Regions from separate parts of the Mus musculus genome. Here region 1 is linked to region 2. The links are chromatin loops, found by intact Hi-C in ENCODE. Cell type or tissue: left cerebral cortex. All regions are shown on one strand.

Region 1 (8,000 bases), 390 kb before region 2:
TTACACATATAGTGGGATTGCAACTTAATTTTTAAAATCACAGGGAATGCCAGAAAGAAATTTTTTTTCTGTTAAAAGTGCAGTTTTTATAACAACACTGTGTTTTATGTATTTGTGTTAAAACTTTATGTTTTATAATATATAATGGAACTTTAAACCATAAAGCACGTTAATTTTACTGACACTGTATTATACATATTTGATTATCCCCCAAATATTTGAACTTGTCTGTCAAATAACAACTCAAACAGTACGTATAAAACTTTACACATCATTTTCCTTTATTAAATCTACTTCCTTGTCAATCTTCTCTTGTTCTGAATAAGGAAAGGTTTGTTAGGGAAACTGTTTTTTTGTTGTTGTTGTTTTTTTGTTTTGTTTTGTTTTGTTTTGTTTTTTACAATTTTTTTATTACATATTTTCCTCAGTTACATTTCCAATGCTATCCCAAAAGTCCCCCATAATCCCCCCCACTTCCCTACCCACCCATTCCCATTTTTTGGCCCTGGCGTTCCCCTGTACTGGGGCATATAAAGTTTGCCTGTCCAATGGGCCTCTCTTTCCAGTGATGGCCGACTAGACCATGTTTTATATGCAGCTAGAGTCAAGAGCTCCGGGGTACTGGTTAGTTCATAATGTTGTTGCACCTACAGGGTTGCAGATCTCTTTAGCTCCTTGGATACTTTCTCTAGCTCCTCCATTGGGGGCCCTGTGATCCATCCAATAGCTGGCTGTGAGCATCCACTTATGTGTTTGCTAGGACCCAGCCTAGTCTCACAAGAGACAGCTATATCAGGGTCCTTTCAGCAAACCCTTGCTAGTGTATGCAATGGTGTCATCATTTGGAGGCTAATTATGGGATGGATCCCTGGATATGGCAGTCTCTAGATGGTCCATCCTTTTGTCTCAGCTCCACACTTAAGGCCCAGGTGGGATGCAAGCCTAAGTAGAAATTTAAAGCCTAGGTAACTGTTACATGTCTAACCTGGCATTTTGTGCTTTTGTGTTTTTACTAATGTCATAAGGAAACTTTCTCAAATGCTGTTTCTGCTGTTACTGGGAAATTTTCTCATGCCCCAGTTGATTACATATTCTGTTATGTTCTGTGCTTTGGTGTTCTTGGAAACAAATCATAATAGAAGTCAGTTGGGACTGCTTTGTGTAGTTAGTCATGATAAACTTGGAACTGAACCAACTACCATGCAGCACTTCCTGCACCTGTGTATGAGTTTTTATAGTTTTTGCTTTTCTAAGCTGCCTCTGGGTTGGACCCCAAAATAAGAGAGTCACCTGTACCAATATAAGAAACTATTTGGATTAAGACTTACATTTTGAGTAGGTATCCAGTAAAGTTTAAGTTCTCAAGACATCCCTGGGAACTGACATCCTTCTTGGCCAAGACATGTAATTGGTAATTGACACCCTGGTTGGAAAGTTAAGATATAAAAGTTAGTCAAGGCAAGTCCCCTGCCACTGTTGAATACCCCAACCAATGGGGGCAGGATAAGTGTACAATAAAGACATGTTCCTGAAGAAGTTCTGTATCCCTAAATCCCGATTGGTGAAATAATTAGACACAGATGTTTGTGGCTTAAAAACTCCATAGGATTCTAGCTGGGCATCACAGCCATCTCCCAAGTCGAGTCTGCAGCCCTGATCAATCAGTCTTAGGATGTAGCATTCAATAAACCAATACTATTTGGCTATGATCAGTGTCTGGGTGGTTTGTGCAGTGACCCCAACAGAAACTATCATCACAGCTTGTATACTGGCTTGTACTGGTTACTCCTGACTGTTCTCCTGTGTGAGTCCTGCATGCCCTTTGCCTCTCTAATATGCTTAAACAATCTATGACTCTTTACCATTCTGTTTAATCTTCACATGACTGATTTTCACATGACTGATTTCTTCGTATTTAGTTTTCTCACGAACTAATTTCATCTTATTTTAGAAAAGTCTCAGTTCAAAGCGGTCGGTCTGGGACTTTCTGTGCAGCCCATACTAGTCTTAACCTCATAGGCCTTCCAGTCCAAGCTTCCTGAAGGTTGGGATGATATGCACCCACCAGCACACGTGGCGGTAATTTTCTTTCACAATAGGAATGATGCTTCTAAAAATAAAGTGTGATGGTGACATGTGTTTTTGAAACATTTGACATACCTCCCTTTTTCAAAAAAGTACTGACAATTTGGCAGGTAATCTTCGAATCCGTTTATGACAACACTGAACTTCATCTTCTCTCATCTCCTCTCATCTTCTCAAGTACATCCTACCATAGACACAGAACTGAGGTGCTCTGAAAATTCACAAAAGAATTTGTCATTGCACACAATGCCCCCTTTTGCTGGAAATTTCTCATGCAGACTCAGACACTGAAGTTTTAAACATCCTTTACTGGCTGGTTTTACAGGTCAATTTGACACAACTGGAGTTATCACAGACAAAGGAGCCTTCCTGTGAGATCCAGCTGTAAGGCATTTTCTCAATTAGTGATCAATGGGGGAGGGTTTCTTGTGAATAGAGCCATCCCTGGGCTGGTAGCCTTGGGTTCTATAAGAAATCAAACTGAGCAAGCCAGAGGAAGCGAGCCAGTAAGCAGCACCCCTCCATGGCCTCTGCATCAGCTTCTGCCTCCAGATTCCTGAGTTGTGTGAGTTCCGGTCCTGACTTTCTTTGGTGATGAACAGCAATGTGAAAGTGTAAGCTGAATAATTTCTTTCCTCCCCAACTTGCTTCTTGGTCATGATGTTTTATGCAGAAATAGAAACTCTGACTAAGACACATCCTCTCTGGTCCAGATTAAGTGTCTCTTTTTCTGAGAAGTCTTTGTTGGCACTCAACCTACATTTATAATAAAATGGGACACACTGTTCATTAAAGGGAATTTCAGGCATAATGGGACCGTGCAGGATGGGAATCTAAGACATCAAAAAGGGTTTAGAAAATTTGGTATATACAGTCTTCAAAATGAGGTGGTCAAGTGTGGCTATAAGGCCAAGTGTCTCAGGAAAGCTCAAGAGCAAACTGAACATCACAGTGTGGAAGCTGTTTCTGTGGTCCAGACAAAATTTAAGCCACTGAAGCTAAAATAGTGGGAGCAGAGATAGATATCAGTAATATATGAAATAGAAGTAATAAATGAGACATATTTAGTGTAAATATTTCAACTGAAGGAAAGAAGGATAAAAGGTGGGAGATGAAGAGAAGAAAAGATGTAGAGGGGAGAGAGAAATTTTAGGAAAGAATGTTTGTTCTGGTCTGCTCTCCTTTCTGTTTGCTTAGATAGGAACTGCTGACTTGAACTGCCTGCCATCCATCCATCTCTTTTATTTTCTAGGTGTGAGCCGTGCTATTCTTTTTCTTATATATTTGAGATGATAATTAAAGTTAAGTAAAAATAGAAGATACAAATATTTTCAGTAGCACTCATTGCTACTTTCTACAGCTCATCAAAACGTACCCTCCTCAAATGCTCTGTGCTTCTCTGCCTTCACTTGTGACTCAGGGTCTTCGCTTTTTCACTCAAGAGCAGTAACCAGCAGAGTTCAATTAGGGGTAGAAACCGATAGTTTTATTGCTTGGAGCATGGAGAGATCAATAGTTCAAACCTGGTCTCACTTGGAAATATGTTCAAACACTTACTCAAGAGGTTTTGAAGTCCTAACTTTGGGAAACAGCATAGAGAGTGAGGAAACCTTCCCAAGGAATGAGTCTTTTCCCAAGGATGCCACTATCCCTTCTCGTCTCTCTCCTCAAACACTCATCCTATCCTGGGAATCTACTTTGTTCTATATCTTCCCTACCTGTCTGCCCATTGAATCTATCTCATACCTGTCCATCCTCATTTTTAATTTTCTTTCATCGTTAGAGGTATTTTCATCCAGCAATACAGCTGCTCTGGCAAGGAATCACACCCAAAGACCTTCTAGGTCTCTGTGATCCAGCTGGAATACAGACACGCCTTTATTTCCAGGAGACCTGGGGCAAGCAGATCTCTTAGTTTAAGGCCAGCCTAGAATAGACCAAGTTTCAAGTAAAGAAAAATGTTAGGTCCAAGCATAGTGATACATACCTTTAATCCCAGCTCTGACAATAAAGGCCAGTAGATCTCTGAGTTCTAGTCAGCAAGTTTAGTTGAGTCAGTAAGTTGAGTGGCAGTGCAAGGCAGTAGAGTTTATGGCAGTTCAATTGGTGGAGTTCAGAGGTAGTTTTTACAGGGGGGAGGGCAGGAAGAGACAAAGAGATAGAAAGAACAATATTTAAGTCAGATATGTGAAATCGATAAGCCAAAGTATATTTCCTGATACATTACTCATATATCGTCGAAAGATTGTCTTTATGTCATTTAAAGATGGATTTTAATATGTTTTTGTTAAAATTTGTATGCAATATATTTTTATCATATTTTTTCCCTTCCCTCGACTTCTCCTAGATCTTCTCTATCTCCCTACCCACACTGCTGGGAAAGAGGAAATCAGTTTTCTACAATAGAATGACCTTGGGTATATCCACAAGACTCCATGGACGTCCCCATGCCAGTAGTAATGGCCAAACACAAAAAGGGTTCCGTGTTTTTTATGGGCTTTTTCTTGATTTGATAAAGATGAGTGTGAGGCTGAATAGCCAAGCATTACTGTTCAGGCTGGTAACTCAACCTATACCAGTCTACATCTTTTGAACACCAGGTGGCAGTAAGTGCAATGTTTATCAAAGATGACGAAGGAAAGTTTGAACATGAATTCAAAATAAATACTGTAGAATTTTGAGTTTGGCACATTTACGTATGATTGAAAAATGTTAGCTTGCAGTAATTTTTTGAATGTTTACCTAACTACTGAAATATATCACGTAAGTTTGGGTTGCTAGGATTTCTGTTCTGTTTGATTTTTAATTGACAAGTAAGAATTGTAAGTCTGTATATGAAGTCTGTATATGTATGTATATAACATTTGATGTGTTTATACTATAAGATGTCATAGTAATTAAACAATCTATTTTCATATATGTATATAAATACATATATATGTTGTATATTGTATGCTATATGTATATGATTATTTACATTAGTAGCAAAATACTTCTGATCATGTCCTCTAAAGTCAAGGTCTTATTCATTTCTATGACCTCCGTTCTATTAAGTATCTTCTCATGACATCTTTTAACTTCTACCAAATCACAGTTCAGTGAAATTTTACTTAATTTTACTTTAATTCAGAATGTTGCATATATTAATAAAAAGAAAAAAGAGCTAAGGAATAAAATACCTTGATATAATTTATCACAAGTGTTCCCATTTATATAGGAAAGAACTAAAATAAATAGACATTAAGGGACCCATCAGAGACAATTGAGAACCAGGAAATGGCTTAGGTACTCTGCACACCACATTCTACTGTGTAATTTTCTTTGACATATTTAACTTCAGTCAACAGGTATATTTGTGAATAAATGAGCTGATGACACGTTTATGTATTTATAGTTTACTTTGTTCTTCTAAAGATATCAAATTCTATTTTCAATTCAGGTAGTATTGTCTGGATGCATACATTGTACTTAAAGAGACAGAATAGCAAACTTCCCTATAGCAATAACATAACCTACTACTAAGTGCATGTTCCAGAATCAAGCTGTCTAAGTCAGTAGATAGCTTGCCTCTCCATAATTGTGCCTTCAAGAGAGACTATTAAGTTTAAGTTCTTCTGCTTTAAGAATACCACCTGGGGTAGAGATGGGGTGGGGAGGGGGAAAAGATGTCTGCAAGACTTATTGTATGGAAGAAAATAATTCAACAACATTTATAAAAATAATTCCAGTTACTAAGAATTAAAATGAAGTTAAGCACAAGGAGTTAGCTTCAGGAAACTCTGACCTCTGGGAAACAACCACCAAAATTCCCAAACAGACCAGTTTCAAATGACGTAATAGTCAAGCTCACTCTGAATGGATCATGAGATAACCAGATCCTAACATTCCTTAGAGGGTTTTGGTTTTTTGTTGTTGTTGTTGGTGGTGGTGATGGTAGTGGTGGTGGTGGTGATGGTAGTAGTGGTGGTGGTGGTGGTGGTGGTGGTTTGGTTTGGTTTGGGCTTTTTGTTTTGTTTTTCTGTTTTGTTTTTTGTTGTATTTTTGCTGTTCCATCTCTCTGACTGCCTTATCAGGAAAATGAAATCACTAATCTGCTTGGATTTGGTATATGCATTCTTTCATATCTACAAAATCATACTTGTCTCCTAGCTCCTTAAAAGACTGGCTCCATTTAGGTTGACTGACTCTACGAAGTTAAACTAAACTGTTGGAACACTGACTGACAGGAAGACAAAAATATAGAGAGGTTCTGACTCCTGTCAGGCCTGATAAACCTCAGTTGCCAGCCAATGGTTCTAGCTTCCCAGGTTCCAAAGTCTCAATATCTGATTAATTTCACCTTCCTCAATAGCTTCAGCTAACTTCCTTGTACAACATAGTAATGCCTTTAGAGGAATGAATACCTTAGAAGAGAATGCCTTTTTTTCTCACCATGGCTCTGGAACAGAAATAGCTAATGATCAAACCAGTCGTTACTTGTACTGACCAACGCGATTTTGACTGTTACTTTACAGTTGCTAACCCCCATCCTTCTCCATTCCTTCTTCTTCCATACCTTGTTCATAAACCACACTACCACCTCAGTGCAAAGGCTCTGTACTAGATAAATAGAATCTGTGATGTTCAGGTGGCCACCTGACTTTGTTCCAAGTAAACTCTTTTCATTCTGCTGACCTCAAGCTGAACTTTCAGTTGATGACTTCCATGAATATGAAAGGTCCAAGAATACTGGACTCTGTCTCCCTACCACATGTCTCTTCAGACTTGGCTTCTGGTACCAGTCATCCACTAGTCATCTACATTTCTCTGCAATTTTTTTTTATTATTATTATTTAGGAACTTACATGGAGTTCAGGGTAGGATCTCTGGGCATCTCTCTTCTTGGTTTTTGCTGAAACTGTTCATCCAAGCTATGTTCTGCTTTTTCTCTGTGAGAATTAGCAGGAAACTGTCTTCTCTGTCCTTGTTAATAAATGGGCATCATGTCTCATCATCTTTGACAAAAGGGTTGAGTCTCAAAGGGGTCGATATTACATATCAGTGAAGAACCTAAAAAGATTTTATTCTAGCCAGTTTAGTAGAAACACTTTTGAAAAGTATAGTTGTTTCTTGATTTCTAATTCAGTTCTTCCTTGAATATGATCATTCACTTGTAGTATGACTCTAACAAGAATATGTGGAAGCAAATAAGTTTAAAGAGGAGACACTTATGCTTCTAGCTATGGCACTAAAGCATTGGTAGGGCTATTGGACCTTGGTATCTGACTAGCAGCTATGTGGTAGTATTTTTAACAGGAGAATATTTTTACCCAATTTTCAGCACATCTGGAAGATGCACATAAAGGCTGTTACCTGGCACATCTCACAAGGCACATAGTAATTAGCTTCTCATTACAGGAAAGAGAGAAAGGAAGGAAGGAAGGAAGGAAGGAAGGAAGGAAGGAAGGAAGGAAGGAAGGAAGGAAAGAAAGAAAGAAAGAAAGAAAGAAAGAAAGAAAGAAAGAAAGAAAGAAAGAAAGAAAGAAAGAAAGAAAGAAAAAGGCAGCATCAACTCAAGAGCTCCTAAGGGATCCTTTGGGAACATGAATTAAAGTCCAGTACTTTTATCAATAATCTCTGTAAACAAAACTAAAAGCTAGTGTGTGAGTCTTGATTAGTGGACATACATATGCTTCATGGTGTGTATATGAGGTTCAGAAGACAAAATTTCCAATCCAGTTCTTTTCTTTGCCAAGTGAGTTTGAGGAGACATAACCCAGGTCCCCACTGTATCTGCTGGTCCATCTGGATAGCTCCACTTTTCTGAATATTTGTATGAAAATACTCTAACCACTCATGCATTATTATTTTATTATATGCTATAATTTACTATTCATCAAATGGCACATTCTTAGAAAGCTCTGGTGGCAAATAAG
Region 2 (8,000 bases):
TTTCACATGACACATATTTCAGGTTTGTTCTTCTTAAGTGGTGAAAAATATTACATTACATAATTTAACAATCATTTATTGATGCATGTTGAAGGGGGGCGTATTAGTCAGGGTTCTCTAGAGTAACAGAACTTATGGGTAGTCTCTAGATAGTAAAGGAATTTATTGATGACTTACAGTCAGCAGCCCAATTCCCAACAATTGTTCAGTCGCAGCTGTGAATGGAAGTCCAAGGATCTAGCAGTTACTCAGTCTCACGCAGCAAGCAGGCGAAGGAGCAAGAGCAAGAGCTAGATTCCCTTCTTCCAATGTCCTTATATTGTCTCCAGCAGAAGGTATAGCCCAGATTAAAGGTGTGTTCCACCACACCCTTAATCCCAGATGAAAGGCGTAGCCCAGATTAAAGGTGTGTTCCTTGAACTCGGAGATTCAATCTTCTGGAATCCATAGCCACTATGGCTCAATATCTCCATACCAAGATCCAGATAAGGATCTCCAAGCCTCCAGATAAGGGTCACTGGTGAGCCTTCCAATTCTGGATTGTAGTTCATTCCAAATATAGTCAAGTTGACAACCAGGAATAGCCACTACAGGGGGGTTCCAGTTTTTTTTTTATGGCTAATAAGAGTGCAACAAATACCTTTATTCCTATATTCTAGAGGTCAACAACCACTTTTATTGAATAAACTCACAAAATTTGATTTGGTAGATTAAAGAGTATTCATATTTGTCTTCTTATTTTAGATGTGGGTAGGTCTCCTGGAAGCAAAGAGATCACACCGCTCCACATTTTTTGTTGCCAAATATTTCTTTTAGGACAAACAGTTCTGCAAGTACCACATCTATGAAAGTAGATCTATTGGCATAGTACAGGGTGTGCCCTGCGCTACACTCTTTACACAATTGAATAGGGTGGAGTGTGACAGAGTTGGACATCATTATACTGTTATCCTCTCCTCTGACCTACACAGGGAGAGAGAGAGAGAGGAGAGAGAGAGAGAGAGAGAGAGAGAGAGAGAGAGAGAGAGAGAGAGACTTTTTTAATTAAAAAAAGGTCTTTTTTTTTTTAAAGGAAAGATACACAGGTTCAGGCAACATCTCGGTTGGTAAAGTGTTTTCTGTCCTGTATGAGGACCTGAGTTGAAATCCCCAGCAGCCAGTAAAAAGCCAGGTGCAGTAGAATACATCTGAAACCTCGGGGACATGGATATCGCTGGAGCTTGGTAGCAAATCAGTAAAATCTCCAAGTTCAATAAGAGACTCGGTCTCAAAGAATAATGTGGAGACTGACTGAGCAAGACACCTAATGTTGATGTCTGCATGCTACATATACATTCATTCATATGCACTTATAATCATACACATAATACAAACACACACAACACATACAGAAAAGAGGAGAGAAAGAGACAGAGAGTGACAGAGAGAGAACAAAGAGGTTTTATTTGGGGGGGGGGGAGTACCAAACTTTTAAACTGTCTTCTAGATCTTAAAAACCAATAGAGACGGCATTTTTGGACACTTATCTGAGAGGCTGTGTATTACCAGAACATTCTTGCCCCCATGTTCAATTCATTCCTAAAATTCAACAAACTCTTGAGTCCCCTGGCCAAAACAGTCTCTGAATATTATCTATAATTTTATTTGCTAATGAATGATTTATTCTATAGCATCTTCCATATTCAGGGACAAATCTTTAAAATTTTTCCTGTACCTATAGTCTAGGGACATGTCTGTGGAATGAAGTTAATTTAGTTTTAGAAGTTCATACGTTTCTGGGAGCCCACAAGATGGTTCGGTAGGTAAGGGGCTTCCTGTGAAAATGGTGACCTGCATTTGATTCCTGTTACTTGCATAAAGAGAGAAGGTTGGAATACACTCCACATAGTTGTCCTCTGATCTCTTCCTGTGCACCAAGGCACATGCACAAATACACAATAATAAAATTTTGCTGTTCCCCATCCTTGTATAGAAATTGTGACATTATGTATTCCCTTCCTATTGATATGCAAAGACTTTTATACACACACCACCTCAGGCAAGATAAAGGACAAGCATATTGATGTGTGTGCCCAGCAAAATAATCTTAAGATGGAGAACCTTTGCTCAATATATAGGGCTAATATTACACTTAAACAAAAATGCTGGTTCTCCAGGTGCGATCCTCAGACAGGAAGCCTCAGCAGTACTTGGGAAAGTGTTATAAGCACATGCTTTGCCTACGTGGCTATGCCCACTAACTCAGAGTCCCATCAGCACCTCATCAAGCCCCTTCCACATTGTATACCCTAAGTGATTGTCACATGAACCCGAGCTTGACAGATATTGCAGATAAAGCCTTCTTTGTCTTTCCCGTAGGACAACAATGTCCTCCAGGGACCAAAAACATATACACAATTTTAAGTAAATATATTTGTACATTGTATTTTAAATGATGTACAAATCAGTAGACAATAGTCACTATGCTTGTGAATGGGCATAAATTTCTGTGTTAAAATTAATGTATATACGAGAAATGTACTTTTAAAATGTGTATACAAGAAGTGTATATAAGAAGAAATTTTCTTTTTCTTTTTGTTAGAGGTTTACTTATTTTATTTATATGAGTACAGTGTAGCTGTCTTCAGACACACACCTGAAAAGGGCATCAGATCCCATTACAGATGGTTGTGAGCCACCATGTGGTGGCTGGGAATTGAACTCAGGACCTCTGGAAGAACAGTCAGTCAGGGCTCATAACCGCTGAGCTATCTCTCCAGCCCCCAATTTTTTTCTTCTTAATTTAATTAAATTTATGACTAATCACCAGTCCCATTTATCTAACAAGAACATTTTGTTCTTTTAAAGATGGTGTGTCTTTCCAGTTGTCTATCTTGAACTCATGGGCTCAAGTGCCCATTCTGCCATGGTTTCCTCTGTAATTGGGACTAAAGATGTGTACCCCTGGCTCTCAACACTAATTCTCACTCAGTATCATAAGGCCCTTTCTGTCCCAAGACTCCACTGAAACTCAAAAGGCTTATATGATGCTCAAAAATGTGGAAACTGGTGGTTTTCACTGGGATACAGTGCGATATTTCAGTGCACACATACAAAGAGCAGGGGTCACATTGGAATAATTAGCATCCCCACTGCTTTGTCATGACCTTAAGTACCTCTCTTCTTGATAAGATAGAATTCTAGAACTGTCTACATCATTCTGCCTGTTTTTTTTTAATTGAAATGGATTCTTCTCTCATCCCAACCACAGTTCCCCCACCCCACTCTTCCTAGCTTTTCACCACATCCGCTTCTCCATTCCTTTAGATCCATTCCCCCTCCCTCTCCTCTTCAGAAAGAAGTAGGCTTCTAAGAGATGACAGCCAAACAGGACCAAAATACAGTAAGACAAGGTAAAAGATCTCATACGGAGGATGGAGAAAGCAACCCGATTGAAGGAAGAGTCCTAAGAGCAGGCAGGAGGCCCACTAAAACATCAGTATAACGGCCACAGCTGCCTGCAGTCCTTTAAAGAATACAAGCAGAAACAAATTAGTGTGTCTAGATGCCCCTCTCAGTCAGCTTGCTGGATCTCATGATAAATACACTGGTGAAGATCTTCTAAGGAAGGCTGCCAGGAAGCAAACAGAAAAGCAAAAAGAAAAGCAAACAGCAAGTCCATGGTCCCAATGTCTTCTTCAAGGTCACGTGAGAATCTTCTAAAGTCCTTTCATTTGGCCTCATCTATCAAAGGTTCCACCACTCCCAACAGCACACGGGCTGGGGAACATTCAGCACGTGTGTCTTTGAGGGACAGTTTAGATCCAAACTACAGCAAACACTTAAGAAATAGAAATCTAAAAGAGGTAACCACATATTTTTAAATAAGACTTTGGGGGTGGAAATCTGGCGGAGCAGTTTAATAAGCACTCGAATAGCAAAATTACAGCAGCGCCTGAAAAGATTTAGAACAAGCCCAAGCCAGGCTTCAAGGTTTTTGCCGAACTGTGATTTTTCTGCGCCACCTTGTGGCCCAGACACGATTACTACACGTGTCAGGTAAATCATTTTCCCTGGTCAAGTACTAAGCCGCATTGCGCAAATCGGCTTCCACAAAAAATGCTGAGAAAATGGAGTCGGCCTTTGTTTGCAGGGATGAAAAGCGGCATGGCTCTCCCTCCTATTTGCTGCTTCATCATCTTTATTCTTTAATCTCATATCTCTTGCTCCACCCAATCCCTCCTCCTCGCGCCGTTTCCAGGCTGGACCTCCCTCCTCTAGCCCCACAACTCGGCAGCACTCAATGCTCAGCGGATTCCAGCCCCAGTCGCCCTCGCGGTCCTCCCTCGGGGTTCCCTCCTCGCCTGCTCCGGTGGCCCCCTCCTTCCTAGTCCTACAACTAAGCTCCGCCCCCTCACGCCGACAACCAATGGAGATCGGGCCACGCCCCTCGTGCTGCACGCCGCGTCCCTTAGGGTTTGAGGGCCCGGGAAGTGGGTCTGAACCCCTAACCCTGCGGCGGGCAGCGGTGGGCACCCTCCGGGTAGCCGGCGGCCATGGACTCCCAGGGGCTGAAGGTGAGCGGGCGGCGCGGGGCGTGGGCAGGGCGAGTGGACTGCGAGGTACAGGGTGGCTCGGGCAGCTGATGGTGAGAGCCTGCGGCCTTGGCGGAGATGCTGCGCCCCCCGCCGGGATGATCCCGAGGGCTCAACCACTGCCTTGCGGTTAACGGCCAGCCCCCAGCCTCCTGCTTATGTTGGCTTTGGACTTCTCCTGGGAAAGCCTGCTTAGTCTCCAAGTGTGATTTCTAGGGACTTAGCGAGCTAATGTCCTCTACCCGGCACTCACCTTTGCAAGCGGTTAACGAAAGTCCTTTAAAAGGAGGAGTATTATAGATTATGAAAATGGTCTTCCCATAGTTGCACTCAGCATATATTTCAGAAATGGTGAAAAACAAGGACAAGGTTTGGAAGCCTTTCGCGATCATTCCCCTCCCCTCCCCTCGCATCCCCTCCCCTCCCCTCTGTCCACTTTGGGACCTGTTCAGTATTTGTGGAGCGCTTTTTCTTGGGTGACTCCCGGAAGTTGGAGCTAGCTGAACAGACTCCTGGACATGAGATTTACTCATTCAAAAATCCAACACTGGAAAAAGTTCTTAGTACATTTAGCAAGCATTGGTTGACTGCCTTCTGTGTGTTTTGCACTATTTTCTAAGTACTTGCAATACTGCAGTAAAGGTGCTTAGTCTTGCAACTTTCACTTGATTTATGAGGGCTGACCCCACAAGCTATTAAACACATGAATGTCATGAGAACTACTGATTATATTCAGAGGACAGTGGGTGCTGACAGTTAGGGAAGACCGAAAGGTTTGGCTTTTTTTTTTTTTTTTTAATGAATTTCTACATTACCTTTTCAAGTTTTTCCTCCAACTCTTTTACATGTTTTATCCCTCATTTTATCCAAATGAGTTCTGCACTAAAACCACTTTAGTGATAAAACCATTATTAAACTTCTCATCACTTAGCACAGGAGCGAGTCGTGTCCTAAAACTGAGGCTGCTGACCTTGGCTTCTTCCCTTTCCAGTTTGATCAGTGCAATATTCTATCTAGAACAAGGTTCTTGAACAAGGAGTGGCAAGCACCGTCTACAAAATGCCAGATGGTACCTACTTTAGTATCTCTGTCCATCTGCAGTGACGTTGGTAAGCAGCTGTGGATGTACCTAAATGAAGGAGCATCCTCATATGCCAGTACATCTTCATGAGCTCTAACGTTTGTCTATGAAAGGTTTTCCCTGGCCCTTCTTCTCCAACTATTTTTAGCTCACTACCCATACAAAACCAAGTGGGAAGAAAGCCAGACATATCTTGGACCTACCTTCCCTTTGGACCTATCACTCTGGTTTCCTACCCTATTGTAGAATAAGGGCTGGCTTTTAGCCCCGCCCATCACCACACCCAACCCAGGTACCACACTCTTATCTCCATATTGCTCTTCCTCTGCGTTTTACAGCCCTGGGCCTTTCTCAGAAATATTCCAAGAGAAATACGGTGTTATATGTGGAGGAGATGGAGTAATGTGTTTATAATTGAAGAATCGGCTCTAGCATCCTCTGCAGGAGTGGGTTCCCTGGTCACCCACAGTTACCAAGCTGAGTACAGTATTCTGTATTCCCCAAAGCGAAGTAGTGCCCACCCCACATTCATTATAGCATTGTGTCCCAGCGGGTGTTCAGATTACAGTTTACCTGAATGTTCAAGATTTTTCCATGGCAGTAAACACTCTTGTTAACTTTTCTCAGCATCTTATTGATAGATTCAGAGTACAGTGTAGAACAGGATAGGTTATACTCTCTTCTCAGTATCTTACACAGTACCTAATACTAGAAAGTAGACAGTCCAAAAGTGTTTGCTAGACCGCTGAGCATGGGGATACAAGCCTACTCCTGGCACTCTGGCGAAAGAGTCAGGAGGAGAGCAGGTTTGAGCCAGCCTGAGCTACATTAGGAGATCCCACCTCAGAAATCAAAAGGAAGATTGTTGGACTAAATCGTCTATCTCGAACCACAAGCATACCAACAGGTGTGGGGAGCAATATGAAATCCATGGAAAGGGATGCACTTAAAGACGGCTTTGATTGGCAGGACTGGGTAAATGAGAAGGGGGTGGGGAGCATCACGGTTGGTTTGATGGTTTAAACAGCAGGTGGCAAAGTACAGGTACGGAGCTGAGGAGAGAGGTGTTGGACAGGCCGCAGAGTTTTGGCGTAACTTACTCCTAGGTTTTCAGACAAGGACCTTCACAGCATTATCAATTAGTCCTCACAACCACTGCTAGGTCTGCTTTAATAACTGTCGCTTCTCTATGAGCAAAGGTGTCACACAGGTGAAGACTTGAGGCCATGTCTTTGCACCTTTAAATCCATGTCTGCCTTTCAGAGCTGTAGTCTGTGAATCATTTTTCACACAGTACAGAAGTCAAGGAGGATAGTATTGTGGCCTAAATAAATAGATAATAAATAAATAACGTTAGTTCATTTTGATCCTGGAGATTGCGGAAGTTGGGGGAAAACCAACTGTGATTTGCTGAGGTAGGTTGCGGTTGTCTAGGATATGGAATATGGGCCACTCTCTCCAGAAATGAGGTGGAGAAGGGGTGTGAAGCAGAAGCCACAAGAGGGAGCAGAGCAGAAGTTCAGAGAACGTTGCATGACTGTGATCTAGTAAAGGTGAGGGGTATCCCTACAGAATCCAGACTGTAAAAGAGCTGTCTGCATGCACCTATGTCCTTCTGTTTCTTACTCATGTGGTCCTGACACAGTCAGACAAGGGCATCTCTGTCTATGAAGTAAGGGAGCCCGGCAGTTACAGTGATGTCGAGAGTTGGGCCTTCCCTTTTTGAGTAGTCAGCAGCTAAACCTTAGATGCATTTTCAAGAAAAGTAGACCCAAGTTATCCCATGTCCTGGCTATGACAACTCGACACACCCAGGGTCCTCTGAGAATAAGAAAGTTCAGTTGAAAAAATGCCTCCAATTGATTGCCTGTAGTCAAATATCCAAGGGATTTTCTTGATTGATGTGGGAGGGCCCTTCTCACTGTAGATGGTGCTGTCCTGGGCTGGTGATTCTCTGTGATATAAGAAAGCGGGTTGAGCAAGCTAATAAACCACACTCCTCTATGGCCCTCTGACTTTCTCCGCACTACAAACTGAGATGAAGTGAACCCTATCCTTCCTAAGTTGCTTTGGTCATTGTGTTTTATTAGGGCAAGAAATCAAGGAATCATTCTGGAGATAGGAACTGAAGCAGTCTTAGTTAATTTTCTATTGCTGGGTGCAGACACCATGACCAACGCAAGTTGTAGAAGAGTTTATTGGAGGCTTGCTTGCATTTTCAGAGGGTTAGAGTTCAAGACCGTCATGGTCATGAGCATGACAGTAGCTAAGAGCTTACATCCTAATCCCTAGGGAAGGAGGTCGGGACAGAGATAGTGAGAAACTGAAAGATAGAGACAGAGAGA

Evidence for each region. Hi-C counts contacts between places; a loop is a spot of excess contacts. Peaks named below come from ENCODE experiments on the same cell type or tissue, not always from the same donor. Only the 100,000 strongest peaks of a DNase experiment are listed, where the experiment ranks them.
Region 1: it touches region 2 in a loop (11-fold over the local background); 10 of 42 quality-filtered maps call a loop at or near these places.

Annotation. Positions count from the first base shown.
Region 1 is chr2:66,641,239-66,649,238 of GRCm38, reverse strand. Gm35265 (a long non-coding RNA gene) reads right to left here. Exons shown (of 7, transcript XR_374598.4): 3 at 6,930-7,134; 4 at 4,073-4,117; 5 at 2,161-2,296; 6 at 1,329-1,423. Among named protein-coding and RNA genes, the nearest start is that of Scn9a, 10 kb to the right of the region's middle. In left cerebral cortex, a CTCF peak has its summit at 4,677 (motif pointing right); a DNase peak (open chromatin) is centred at 4,668.
Region 2 is chr2:66,253,070-66,261,069 of GRCm38, reverse strand. Ttc21b (tetratricopeptide repeat domain 21B) reads left to right here and starts at 4,453. Exons shown (of 29, transcript NM_001047604.2): 1 at 4,453-4,556. The coding sequence starts at 4,536. In left cerebral cortex, a CTCF peak has its summit at 4,003 (motif pointing left); DNase peaks (open chromatin) are centred at 4,064, 4,351, 5,088, 5,749 and 1 more place; H3K4me3 peaks cover 1,942 bases; H3K27ac peaks cover 1,425 bases.